2 separate regions of the Homo sapiens genome follow, and region 1 is linked to region 2. A link is a contact called in ENCODE Hi-C or POLR2A ChIA-PET data. All regions are on one chromosome and are shown on one strand. The core of a region is the stretch at or near the end of the contact, and the rest is flanking DNA. Distances in the headings are between cores, read along the strand shown. Region 1 overlaps ZNF532 (zinc finger protein 532). Region 2 holds the start of LINC03110 (long intergenic non-protein coding RNA 3110).

Region 1 (6,810 bases), core at 2,049-4,548, 310 kb after region 2:
TCTAGCTGGCGGTTCCCAAGATTGGAGTGTGCGTCAGAATTAACTGGAAGGCTTGTTCAGCTAGTTGCTGGCCTCTACCCCACAGCTTCTGATTCAGCAGGTCTGGGATGGAACCCGATCATTTGCATTTCTCACAAGCCCTAGCTGATGCTGATGCTGATGCTGCTCATCTTGGGACCATGCTTTGCGAACTACTGGCTTAGTCTGAGTGGCAGTACAATCCCCCAAAGCCCATTGATTTATCCAATAAAAGTTCATTTCTTGCACATACAGAGTTTGCTATGCAGAGTTTGCATTTCTCCGGGGCAGTCATCCCTTCCACTGGTAACTCAGTGATCAAGGCTGTTTCTTTCAGCCCCATTGTCTCAACGTAGGTGTTACTGAAAAAAAGACTGGCGAGTCCTGCCTGGTCTTTACACGCTCGTTATTCTGGATATGATGCACAACACGAGTCATTGCCCAGAATGAATTATGTGAGCAGCCCCAAGTATATTCCCGCGTGTACCGCAAAGGGGAGGGAATGACAAGTAGTATTTGTCACCTGCAGTAAGGTGGCCACAGTGAATCTAAACAGGGAAAGGTTCCATTGCATCGATTTAAGATGGATGCTGACAACTAGCAGAGGAGGGTAAGCAGAATGCTGAGTCTAGAAACAGTGGCAGGAGGAAGAGAGAAGTTGGGGTTAAGGGGAGCTTTGATAGCTGTCTTCAGATAGATGTCCTCCATGTGAGGACCAGCATGTGATAATTCCAGACCAGCTGGGGCCATGCATGAGTGAAATGTCTGCCTATCTGTTGCTGGAAGTATTCAGGTAGTGGCCAGATGCTCATCTGTAAAATAATGGAATAGAAGGGATTCTAGGGTCGGCTGGGCATGGTGGGTCATGCCTGTAATCCCAGCACTTTTGGGAGTCCGAGGTGGATGTATCATTTGAGGTCAGGAGTTTGAGACCAGCCTGGCCAATATGGTGAAACCCCACCTCTACCAAAAATACAAAAATTAGCTGGGCATGGTGGCGGGCATCTGTAGTCCCAGCTACTCAGGAGGCTGAGGCAGGAGAATTGTTTAAACCCGGGAGGTGAAGGTTGCGGTGAGCCGAGATTACGCCACTGCGCTCCAGCCTGGATGACAGAGCGAGACTCTGTCTAAAAAAAAAAAAAATGGATTCTAGGGCCAATGTGACCTTTCTCCTCGGACACTGGAATGAAAGGAAACTACCAGTGGTAATCTATGTAGTAGCCATTGCTAGTGTGAGGTGGATATTTTAAACCAGTCACAGTCTAAAAGTCATTCCATGGACTAACCAAGTCTCTGTGGAAAGCATTTGGTTTCACAGTTAATCTAATTTGTGGATCGAAACAGAACTTCTAGGAAGAAGTCCTTGTCAGCAGGAAGGCTACAGGGGGAGCAGTGAGTCTGACTTGGTAGCTGCACACGAGAATCACCCGGAGAGCCTACGGCCCAGCACACTTGGTGCTCACCAGACCAGCTAATTGGCATCACTAGGGGTGGGACCTGGCCCTGGCATTCTTTTTTTTTTTTTGAGATGGAGTCTTTCTCTGTCGCCCAGGCTGGAGTACAGTGACGCCATCTCGACTCACTGCAAGCTCCCACCCTGGGTTCAAGCGATTCTCCTGCCTCAGCCTCCTGAATAGCTGGGACTACAGGCGCCCACCACCACGCCCGGCTAATTTTTTGTATTTTTAGTAGAGACGGGGTTTCACCATGTTAGCCAGGATGGTCTCGATCTTCTGACCTCGTGATCTGCCCGCCTCGGCCTCCCAAAGTGCTGGGATTACAGGCGTGAGCCACCGCACCCAGCCGGCCCTGGCATTCTTAAAGCTTCCAGGTGATTCCAGTGTTGTGGCAGGGCTGGGAACACTCATACCACCTGGGATCTGCCGCACACCTGCCCTTGCTGCTGATGCTCATTGCTGTGGCCCTCACTGTGTGACTGCTATAGCACCAACACACCTTTGTTGAGTTTATGTTTTGGGGAAGGTTGATCTCAAGTGTATTTGTTTAAAGACTCCACCCAACGTTCACTCTTGGTGGTGAAGGCAGGGGACACAACTCTCTGGATGTTGGATTTACAGCATTAGTAAGTCTGTTCAATATAATTTAAAGCCTGATTATAAATGATTTTAGGATGTCTTAATGTTTCTGTTCCTAAAGCCTTTAAGAAAAGTCCATAGATTTCATCTGCATTTTCCATACAGGGTGCAGGTGATAGGTGATTTGAATACTTGCTATTTTGTAGCCTTTCCCATTCTGAAATTCACTTTCAGTTCACTCAGAGATGTAGGTGAAAGACAGCAGTGGCAGTGAAGGAAAGTGGGAGAATGAAAGGATCAGAGTGTGGAGAGATGACCACAGCCACTGAGGCAGGTGTGCTGTTGTTACTTTTGAAAAGAATGGCAAGGCAATCAGCTTGCATTTCCTAGTTTGGGACCACCATGCTTAGAATCAGATTGACTGAGGAGCTTTACAGAGACTCTCACTTGCACAGTATTTAAAAGAAAAAAATGTGTGTGTGTGTGTGTGTGTGTGTGTGTGTGTGTGTGTGTGTATGTATATAAATTTTTAAAGTGCCCACTTGGCCGGGTGCAGTGGCTCACGCCTGTAATCCTAACACTTTCAGAGGCTGAGGCAGGAGGATTGCTAGAGCCCAGAGCTTGAGGCTGCAGTGAGCCGCAGTCGTGTCACTGCACTCCAGTGTGGGCAACAGAGTGAGACCCTGTCTCAAAAAAAAAAAAAAAAAAAAATTTAAAAGGTGCTCACCCACACAACCTGGAACCTAGCCATGTGTATGAAATGTGTGGTAGGGCATAATTGCCCCCCTTAATCTCCCTGAAACTTGTTTAGATAACTTTGTGAAATAAAACGTTACATCTCCATGTTGTTTCTGTCTTCGTGCTGTACTGTGGTGATGGCCATTAGTTAAGGGGATAAAAATACTGAAATACTGTCTAGTTTGCATAGTTCATTGCCAGATGGTTTCATTTTCATTCTTTTACTGTTAGAGTTCATCCTGTTGTCATTAGGCATGCCTTACTACAAAGTCTCTTATTTAATCTAAATGTAGGGATATAATAGATTTTTATCCTTTTAAAACTCATCTTTTAGCTATGGCGACTTTGACTTCCTGCCAAAATCCTGTTACCCTAGCAACAGGTAAAAAATTTTTTAAAAAACCAGTTTCTCCTATCTTTTTTGGCTTAGAACTTATTTGTGATCTCAAGGTTTTAGGAGAAATATCTTTAAATCAGTTGCATGTTCTCTTCTATCTCTGGTTGACTGTTAGAGAGTGATGGCTTCTCACTTGATTCTGCATTTGTGTCAGATGTGATTAAAAGGCACATTAAGAGTTTGTATATTCATGCTAGAAATGTATATCACTGCTGGCTTTATGAAACTTATTTTTCATTAGTTTTGGCCACTGGAATTGATATTTTGTTTGTGTGTGTGTGTGTGTGTGTGTGTGTGTGTGTGTGTGTGTGTGTATACACAGTTTTTCTTTTTTTTTTTAGACAGAGTCTCGCTCTGTCGCTCAGGCTGGAGTGCAGTGGCGTGATCATAGCTCAGTGCTACCTCACACTCTTGGTCACGAGCAATCTGCCAGCCTCAGCCTCCTGAGTAGCAGGGACTACAGGTGAACACCACCATGCCTGGCTAATTTTTATTGATTTTCATTTTTTTGTAGGGAGTTCGGGGTAGAGGGAGTTGTCTTTGTTGCCCAGGCTTGTCTCAAACTCCTGGCCTCAAGTGATCCTCCAGCCTTGGCCTCCCAAAGTGCCAGGATTACAGATGTGCGCCATCACACCTGGCCTATAATTTTATTATATTCTAAATATTTTTACTTCATATATTTCTTATATATTTATATACTATAGATCATATATAATACATATTTCTTATACTATATAAATCTATAATTTTTAATACTAACTTTTATTATAATTTATATTTTATTAGTTTATTTGATATTTTATTAGTATGGTTTACTATATGTAGTTTTCTGAAGTCCTCCACTTGATTTAATAAGAACTTTTTTTAATGTAAGGCTATAAATGTGTTGTAAAAAGGATGTTGAAAATTTTTGGTTCAGAGCATATTAAAGTACATATTGAACTATTGGTGATTTTGGTAGCTTGTGGCTAAATTGGAAGGCGGGGTGTTAAGGATACTGGGGCTAACACTGTCTGAGGGCTTACCCTACTTACTATCTCATTGCAGCAGGCTCCTGAGGGGAGACAGTTACGAATCCCACTTTTAGGTGAGGAAATGAAGCCTGAGAAAGGTTCAATAACTTACCCCAGGGTTTTGCAGCCTGCCAGAGGCAGGTTTCTAGCCCAGACTCTGCAGTTTGCACAGAATGAAAGCTGACATTTCAAAAGCTGCTTAATTTTAGTCTCCTTGAATCTTTCAATATAGATGTGGGACAGTTAGCAGATATGTCTTTCCATCCAGTTTTTACTTCTGCTTTTGATGTAGTCATTTTCATTTCATTTAGGTGTTCAATCTTGGTTAAAGTTGGTTATGCCATCATTAACTGGACGTGTGTGTAGTTTTGGAAGACTGTGAATGTCCTGGTTTTATATTCCTTAGCTGGGGTCTGATGCTTTCTGGAATTACTTGCAGTTGCTGTTAACAGCATCATGGTGTCGTTAATTAATTGGGCAAATCTTCCTGCAGAATTATGAAATGTTTTAGAGTGGCTTGAATTTAGCAGTTGCCTGGGATGTATCTGGGGGCTGCATGGATTGTAGCAGGGCCTGAGCCTTATGAGGGACAGAGCCTCTTCCTGCAGTGTCTCGGAAATCTGGAGAAATGCACAAGAGAGAGGCCCTTTCTTGACTCCAGGAGTTATCTTAAAGCAGAGGCTCTCGAGGCAGAGAGCACAGTTAGAATCAGGGTTTTTTTGAGTCTGGTTATGGGGGTTTGGGATGTGGAGAAGTGGGTAGGACCTGGGTAGGAGTGAAGTCTATTTTTAAATTTCTCTAGATAATTGTGTTACCTTCACACTTACATACGTTCCCTCCTACTCTCCTACCCTCTCTCTTCTCCTTGAGTAGTTCTGCTGTAAAGGGATTAAGCTGAGAGATAAGCTATTTAGAGGATTTTGCTCTTAATGCTGGAGAGTTTATAAAAGCTGCCTAACAGGAAGATGAGATTGGAGAATAATTTCAGTTTAGGAGTTATATATTTTTAAGAATAGCTAGAAAAACCATGAGTTTTTACTTTGGGAATTATCTTTCATTTAAAATGTTTATCTAAAATTACTTGCCTTGGTGTTTATAATTTGTTTCTAAATTATATTTTATAACTATTATGTGTTTTAGCAAACCTGTTTATTTTTGGATCATGAACAAGAATCTGGAAAGCCCCAAGCTTGCCCCAGTACCAGGCAATTTCACTGAACTGAAACAAAGTGAAAGATACAAAGAAGGAACCATAAGGTTTGCCCTCTAAATTGAAAGAAAATGAAATGACAAACGACCAGATTCCATTTCTAAAATTTACTGATTATTTTTCCATTAGGGACAGAAAAATAAATCCTTTCAAGAAAGACTAACACGTTATTTTGAAAATGTGACACAAATAAGACTGTAAAATATTAGTCCACATCTTGTGTATAGCCAGAAAAGGCATTTTTTTGTGTTTTTTTTTTTTTTTTTTTTTTCTTTCAGGTTCTTAGGAAGATATGCTCTTTACTGTGACATGTTGCTGCTTGGTCAGATGTCTGTCTGTTGGAGGCATTTTTCTGTAAACTCACCCGAGGTTGCTATAAACAAGGTTGAAGGGCTATAAATGTGTATTTATGTATGTCCTGTTATGTGGTCTAAGGGAAAAGCTGTGGCTTTATTAACTCTTGTTATTGTTATGGTGTGCACGTTTTCTCATGACACTGCATGAGAGTATATTAATGTACATCCCACTGGATATTAAGTATAAAAACCCCACATCGAAGGATGTGCAATGAAATTATTAAAGTAATAGCAAGACAAAGGTGTTGAATCTGGTAACCAGGTCAGTGGGCTTCTTTCTGAAAGTCTGCTAGGATTTAGGGGCTGGTAGGCCTAGAGGTAGAATAGCTGGTGGTCCCAGTGGAGGGTCCCCAACAGAACCAATCCCCCTATCATTAGAACCCATTGCCAGATAACAAAGCTTTCCCCGATAGACCCTACACAGCTGCCAGAGCATCTCTTGGAAGTGTGACTGTCATAGGTGGCCCTGGAGCCCTCCATGATCTTACCCTGCCTCCTTTTCCACCTCTCCTCCCCCTGGACCCTTGCCTATTCTTGTTCCAGCAATACAGAGCTGCTCGCAGTTTCCTGACATGTGCCACATTCTTCCTTGTCTTTGTTGCTTTCTGTTCCTTTTGCCTGGACATACCTTTCCTTGCTGCATTGCCTGCCTGTGAGCTAGTTATCACCAGTAGGTCTCTTCATCCCCACCCTGCCCCCCCGTGCACCCTTCCGTGCACCTGTGGCCGCCTCCACCATACTTTTTTTTTCTGCTGTTGTTCAACAGATTATAATCTCCTCAAGGGCATGGAGAGCCTGGCAAGTTAGAGTCGGAGCTCGGTAAATACCGTGGAAGGAATTAATCGAAACGCACGGCATTCGGTCTCCCACGGCCTGCTGGGTTGCTGAGGCTGCTTCAGACCTCAGTTTGGCTGAGGACTGGCTGTGGCTACTTAACTCTCACCACGTTTTATTACTATAGATTTGCACCTTCTACCTTGCCGCATGGCAGTTGCAAGCCTTTGGCCAGAATTGCCGGCCGAAAGGGAGTGGTTCAGTGCAG
Region 2 (7,091 bases), core at 3,116-5,615:
TTATTCCACTGTGGTCTGAGAAAATACTTGATCTAATTCTGATTTTTAAAAATTTGTTAAGACTTGTTTTGTGGCCTAACATGTGGTTTATCTTGGAGAACATCCCATGTACTGATGAAAAGAATGCACCTTGTAGTTGTATGTGGTTTGGGGGCAGAATGTTCTGTAAATGTCTGTTAAGTCTATTTGGTCTAAAGTCCAATTTAAGTCCGATGTTTCTTTGTTAATGTTCTGTCTCTGTGATTTCTCTAGTGCTGTGAGTGGGGTATTAAAATCCCCTGCTATTATTGTATTGCTGTCTATCTTTCTTTAGGTCTAGTAATATTTGTTTTGTGAATTTGGGTGCTCTGATGTTGGGTGCATATATATTTAGAATTGTTATATCCTCTTGCTGAATTGATCCCTTGATTATTATATAATGGCCTTCATTTTTTTAAATTATATTATGTTTTTGGTTTAAAGTCTGTTTTATCTGATATAAGCATAGCTATTCCTGCTCACTTTTGATTTCCATTTACTTGGAATCTCATTTTCCACCTCTTTACTTTTAGTCTATGTGTTTTTATGGGTAAGGTGAACTTATTGTAGGCAGCATATAGTTGGATCATGTTTTTTAAATCCATTCTACCAAACTCTACCTTTAAAGTGGCACGTTTAATCCATTTATATTCAAGGTTAATATTGACACAGGAGGCTTTGTTCCTGTCAAATTGCTGATTGTTTTCAAGTCGTTTTTATAAATTCTTTGTTTCTTTTCTTTCCTTGTCTTTGTGGTTTGATGAAATTCTGTTGTGTTGCCATTTGATTCCTTTCTTTTCCTCCTTTGTGTTGCTGTTTTATACGAACTGTGAACTTTCTAGATTTTCTAGTTGGTGAGTGTGCAGCTACTCGTAATAGTCTCTAATGATCTTTTGTATTTCTGTGGTTTCAGTCGTAATGTTTCCTTTTTCATTTCTGATTGTGTTTATTTGGATCTTCTCTCTTCTTTGTTAGTCTAGCTAGTGGTTTATCATTTTTGTTTACCTTTTCAAAGAACCGCTTTTCATTTCAACAGTCCTTCGTATTTTTAAATCTCTATTTCATTTAGTTCTGTGTGTCTTTTATATTTCTGTGTGTTTTCATAATGGTGAAAATTAACCTTTCACTTCCATGTTTAAGACCCCTTTGAGCATTTCCTGTACAGCTGATCTAGTGGTGACAAATTCCCTCAGCATTTGCTTGTCTGGGAAGGAGTTTATTTCTCCTTGATTTATGAAGTCAGCTTCTGGCAGGACACAAAACTCTTGACTGACAGGTTCTGCTTAAGTTTAATATTTTTCTGTGGCTGCTAATTGTTCACATGTTTTCATTATGAAGTAATTTTAATGCCACTTTGGTGGGCTGTTAATCCCTTTGGGGGCCTCATGCAAGCAAGAGCTAGCACAAAGGATCAATTTAGGTCTTGTTCTGGGGGTTACCTAGAGGGGCAGCAAAACCTCAGTAGGGTAAGCCATAAATAATCTAAAGTTCCTAAGAGCTGAAGAAGAAGGAAATGGCCATCCAAAATAGAGCTGTACTTGCCCCAGCTAGGGAAATTAGGAACGAGAGATACCCAGTGATGAGGGTTGGGTCTTTGAAGAAGTGTCTATTAATATGGCCACCAGAGAGCTCTAAACATCTGCCAAGTTTCTAGAGCCCCCTGTTAGCTCAACATAACAGTACCAGCCAGGTAAGCATTCCTTGTACCCCATACCTCTTCTCCCTTCCTGCAGTTTATGCTTGCAGGGTCAGAAACCACACTTGGCAAACTGCAGAAGAAAAGGTAAAAGCAGGCCGGGCGTGGTGGCTCATGCCTGTAATCCCAGCACTTTGGGAGGCCAAGGTGGGCGGATCACGAGGTCAAGAGATCGAGACCATCCTGGCCAACATGGTGAAACCCCGTCTCTACTAAAAATACAAAAAATTAGCCGGGCGTGGTGGCAGGCACCTGTAATCCCAGCTACTTGGGAGGCTGAGGCAGGAGAATCACTTGAACCTGGGAGGTGGAGGTTGCAGTGAGCCAAGATGGCACCATTGCACTCCAGCCTGGGCAAAAAGAGTGAAACTCCGTCTCAGAAAGAAAAAAAAAAGGTAAAAGCATTAGATGGAATCACATGGAAACAGCCTACCTCCTTCCTTCCTCACTGCAGGCTTCTCATCTGAGCTCGGGAAAGGAGGAGCCTCCTAGATTTGATTATGTGATGATTACCCAAGATTGGACATTTTAATTACTAATTGCAAGACCTTTTTATTGCACATGAATAAATGGAATAGTCATATTGTCCCAAATTTAATCGAGGGTGGGACAAAGACTAATTCCACAGAATACATTTAAAGCAATAGTGGGAGTTAAAAGTAAAATTGCATTATAATTAGACCCTCCAAGTCCTGCCTGTTTAACTTAAGGTTGCTCACACTACTGAGGCGAGATAGAAAAGTAGTTGGTGAATTTCAATTGGAAAAGTGTAGCCATGGGAAGGAACCTAGGAGTCTCATCTCTCTCCTGAAGTTAATCTGCCCAATGTCTCAAAGGCCTCAAGAACTGTTCTCAGGGAAGTATTAGAATGCAAATAAAACCACCATTCTACTTTTGACTAGAAATCCTCTGGTGGTTGCCTGAGATGGGGAGGTATTGTTTAATGGGTATAGAGTTTCAGTTGGGGAAGATGAAAAAGTTCTGGAGATGAATGGTGATGTCACAACAATGTGAATGTACTTAATGCCACTAAATTGCACGCTAAAAAATGTTAAAATGGAAAATCTTATGTATTGTATATTTCATCACAATAAAAAAATAGCATAGGATGATTGTTTATCCACTGGGAAAATAAAATAAAATAATCATTATTACCTCTAAAACCAAAATAAAACCCTGATGGATGCTTTGCCAGTTAAAGCATCTTCAGAAAGATGACAAGAAGTTAGACACTGTATCCACAGGAACAATTTGGCTTAGGCAGAAAAGGGAGATTTGTAGGCTCACCCAACTGAACTGCAGGAAAGGTGGGTATGAGCTGGACCTCAGGACTGACCACACCTGGGACTGGAACACCACCCGCCCTTTCTCTGTCTCTTGTTTCTGCTTCTCTCAGTGCACCAGCCACTCTCTCCCACCACAGACTGGCTTCTTCTGCACAGCCTGTGGGACATGGCCACCGAACAGCTCAGACTCATACCTCACAGGTTTGCCACCTGAGCAAACCCAAGATCTTCCATCTGGTTGAAGGTCAGAAGTCTCAGGACTGAATTTGGGGAACATGCCTATCTGTAGCCAATCACTGAGTTAGGGAAGCAGATCAGTCAGAAACTGGGGGATCCCATTAAACCACACTGTGGAAAGCAGTATTCCTGAGAACAGAGTGCTACTCCACTCTAGGCAGACAAAGCAGTAGCCACCAGCTATCTGCACAGTCCTTCCCTTCTCTGGAACAGATCCCAAACAGTGCTGGGAAGACCTCAGCAGCACAGTTGGACCACCTATGTGCTCCTTCCGCCCTCATTACTTGTACATCCTGGATCCCTGGATTTCTTAGCTAATGCTGGGTTGGCAGAAATGAGGGGGAGGGGAGCAGTAGAATCCTGCCCTAAATTGCAGCCAGTCATCTGAGGTCATTTTTTCCTTGTCAATGCTATATCCCCAGAGGGTTGGACCCTTCTCTATTCTGTTATGCTTTATTCAGACAATTTCTAGAACAATGTTGGCCAGTATAGATGATTCCCGTCATTTTATCTCTACTACCTAGGTCCAAAGATTCCCCCCACAACCTTGTGAATCTCTGACTCAGTGTTATTAGTCTTAAAAACCCAGGTGCTGAACCAGACTATGCTGTGCTCCTCTTTGGAGTGAATCTTGGATTATCAAATAATCAAATAATGGCTAAGATCAGCCCTTGTTTCCCCATGTCCCTGCTTAGTGCCAGCTCTGTCTTCATCCCCTCCCAGGCTTGGCCACCCTTCTGCTGAGATGCACCCTAGCATGTTGCCCATAAAGGAATGTGAAAAAAGTATCTACACTTCTGAAGATAGTGTGCTCCACCCTTCAAAGCTTTAGGAAGATAAATTTAGACATAAAACAGGAAGTATTTCTCTGTGTGGCTAAGAGTGATCTAAGAGAAGTTATTTCCTCAAGATATTTTGAAGCTGTAGTGTGGGGAAACAGTTCTCAAACCCCAGTGTGGATCAGGATCACCTGGAGGGCTTACTAAGCTACATATTGTTGGGTCCACCCCAGAGTTTCGATTCAGTCGATCAGGGGATCAGAGGTGGGGCCTAAGAATTTGCATGTTTTTAACTCTTTTTTTTTTTTTTTTTTTTTGAGATGGAGTCTCGCTCTGTCACCCAGGCTGGAGTACAGTGGCAAGATCTCGACTCACTGCAACCTCTGCCTGCCGGGTTCAAGCAATTCTCCTGGCTCAGCCTCCCAAGTAGCTGGGATTACAGGTGCGTGCTGCCATACCCGGCTAATTTTTTATATTTTTGGTAGAGACAGGGTTTCGTCATGTTGGCCAGGCTGGTCTCAAACTCCTGACCTCAAGTGATCAGCCCACCTCAGCCTCCCAAAGTGCTGGGATTACAGGTGTGAGCCACCACACCCAGCCAGAATTTACATTTTTCAAAAGGTCCCTGATGTTGCTGAGGCAGGACCACACTTTAAGAACCACTATAGTAGAGGTTTAGGAAGAGACAGAGAAAAATCTCTCCAGGCTACAAGACTGTCTGATGCTGAAGGTCTTGGCCTAGGTCAGCTAAGGTGCTCTTTAGGGTTGATATTCTGTGATTGTTAAACAGGTGACTAAATATGTATCTGTGTCAAGCTACTCTTATTATCATTAAACAGTTCTTGACTGCTTACTTTATTAAAATATAAGAATTTCCAAGAGCTTCGGACCTCTGATCTATATATAACAGAACTTCATTAAGTATAACTCACTAAGTCACTTAGTGAAAAGCTTGAACTACAGAATAGTCTAACTAATTGCCCTTTCAAATAGGCATTTAACAATAATTTCAACTAGCCTCCTACAAAACTGTTTCACAGCAAAGCTTTCACTGATGTTTTTGCAAAATGAATTTAATTACTAATTATCATATAAGGATTAGCATATAGCTGATATGTAAATGTCTTAGGTATGATTTAAACTGTTGAGTCAACTGAACATGTACCTTCCTCTCCCACTTCCTCCAACAAATAAATCTTACTTGTATTTTAATTTAATACTGTGTCCATTCTTCTGAAATAGCTGTTTATTCTGAACATCTAATTTTAGACATATAACTAATATGGTACAATTTTCAACTGCCGGTTATTTAAATGCTGCCCCCTCCCTGACACAAATAAATCTTATTTACATATTATTTGCTTCATAAGTATTCCACCATCCTGCAGTCACTGTGATCATTGTCCCCAGCTAGTCTTTGATCTGTGATAATTGTCCACAGGTAGTCTTTGATCATATGTTCTCCTGTCTGGAGGAACTAATATGTCCTTCCAACTCTGCCCAGCCTTCAGGTACAATTTAGGCCCCTACTTTTCTCTTAGGCTTTCTTCAGCCACTGTAACTTTTTTAAGTTTCTCCCTTATCCAAAGTCCCTTACTACTTAGAACCTCGGAAGTAAAGGGACCTCAGAGAACATCCAGTCCACGCTGCCCTCTGTTTAAATGTGTCTACAGTGTACCACACCAAGGAACTCCCACACTCTGAATGAACAGCCCAGTGATCAGGAGCTTTGAATCAATTCTTGGCACCTAACAGTTTGTGAAGAGTCTGCTAAACTCCCTCTATCAGAAATCCCAGAGGACTGAGAACAGGTCATCCTTGGAGGTATGTAATACAGTATTTAACCACCTTTCTACCTGAGTGTGCTTACCTGCAAAGGGTAATGTCGATATTAACCGAGAATGATCATGGTTGTCACATTTAAACTAATAATAATAAAGTACACAATTTATTATGCAGAAAGAATCATGCCTTCATAATCAGTCTTCACAAAGATTCCTTTAACTCTCTGCACCCACCATTCCTAATCCTGGAAAATTATTTCTCTTTGCTCTTTGCTCATCCATAGGCTCTTTGACAAAAGTCTCCAGAAAACTACTGAACTACACACATCAACAATAAAGAAGTCCTAATGTCCAAAACCTTGCTTGTCACTTTTTTGTTTGTATAATTTATCTCCACAACTAGATCATAGGCTTCTAGAAAACATGAGTTCTGTTTTAAATTTTGTGCCCCTTGGCAGCTGTATCTGAATGGAGTCAGGATCTGGAAGCCCAAGTCTCCTTGTCAATGTCTGCTTGGTTCCCAAGGACACCTGTAAATGGAAGAGGGGCATAGTACACAGAAGACATTGCTGGCAAGTGTGGTCTCTTTACGATCAGGTGAGTCATCTGCTGAAATCTTTATAATAGACTTCTACCTTGATGGAATGGGTTGGACTAACGAGGAACCACCATTACTCCAAGGCCCAGAGCAGAGCTGGGCCATCAACTGTCTCCACACTTCCTGTCTTCTAGGTGCCACCCTGATCCCTCATTGCCTTTCAGCTGCATGTCTAAATCCCCACCCCACCCCTCATCTAGTTGGCTTTGATTCCAAGGACCTAGGACTGGAGTAGGGCTTTCACAAATAAGACAGCAGGAATGTAATGCAACCTAATGAGCAGACTAAGAAAGCATCTATACAGAAGAACAGACATACAAATACCAAGGCAGATAAGAGTGACAAAAGACAAAAAAAAAAAAAAAAAAAAGAGAGAGAGAGAGAAAAAGCTGAAGCCGGTCAGAATTCATCAGGGGATGGTGTATGTCTACCACCTCAGTGGTCCTTTAAAGGTAAACGGGCTTATTTTTCATGCACCAGCCTATGGTCCCTTCACTGGGACACTCTCAACATCCCCGGCTTTTTATAACTCTGGCTGGAAAGGTCAGCTCTGAACTCTTCCTGGGCAGGGAAAGGAGTTCACATAGGGATTGGGGATGGAGTACGGGAGCAGAGGAGCAGTGCCTATGTTAGAAACCGGTAGGAAGGCCGGGCGCGGTGGCTTGCGCCTGTAATCCCACCACTTTGAGAGGC

What was found. Hi-C counts contacts between places; a loop is a spot of excess contacts on that map. ChIA-PET counts read pairs that join two places held with the same protein, here RNA polymerase II (POLR2A). Pooled maps may share reads with other maps.
Region 1: a map of B cell shows a loop between it and region 2 (3-fold over the local background). The contact joins the enhancer-like site here to the promoter of LINC03110 in region 2. A Hi-C loop is called at or near these places in 1 of 168 maps with a recorded cell type or tissue (B cell), 9 of 37 single-sample maps with no recorded cell type and 3 of 50 pooled maps. POLR2A ChIA-PET finds 5 or more read pairs at or near these places in 1 of 52 experiments (activated B cell).

The regions. Positions count from the first base shown.
Region 1 is chr18:58,961,078-58,967,887 of GRCh38, forward strand. The region is part of intron 7 of ZNF532 (zinc finger protein 532); the gene reads left to right. Among named protein-coding and RNA genes, the nearest start is that of ZNF532, 100 kb to the left of the region's middle. Within about 2 kb of position 3,299, at least 4 of the 41 ENCODE cell types and tissues checked have a DNase peak (open chromatin) inside an H3K27ac peak, as active enhancers do; they include B cell, where a contact is called at or near this core.
Region 2 is chr18:58,654,174-58,661,264 of GRCh38, forward strand. It overlaps LINC03110 (long intergenic non-protein coding RNA 3110), which reads left to right and starts at 4,366. Exons shown (of 4, transcript NR_187442.1): 1 at 4,366-4,458; 2 at 5,690-5,840; 3 at 6,259-6,397.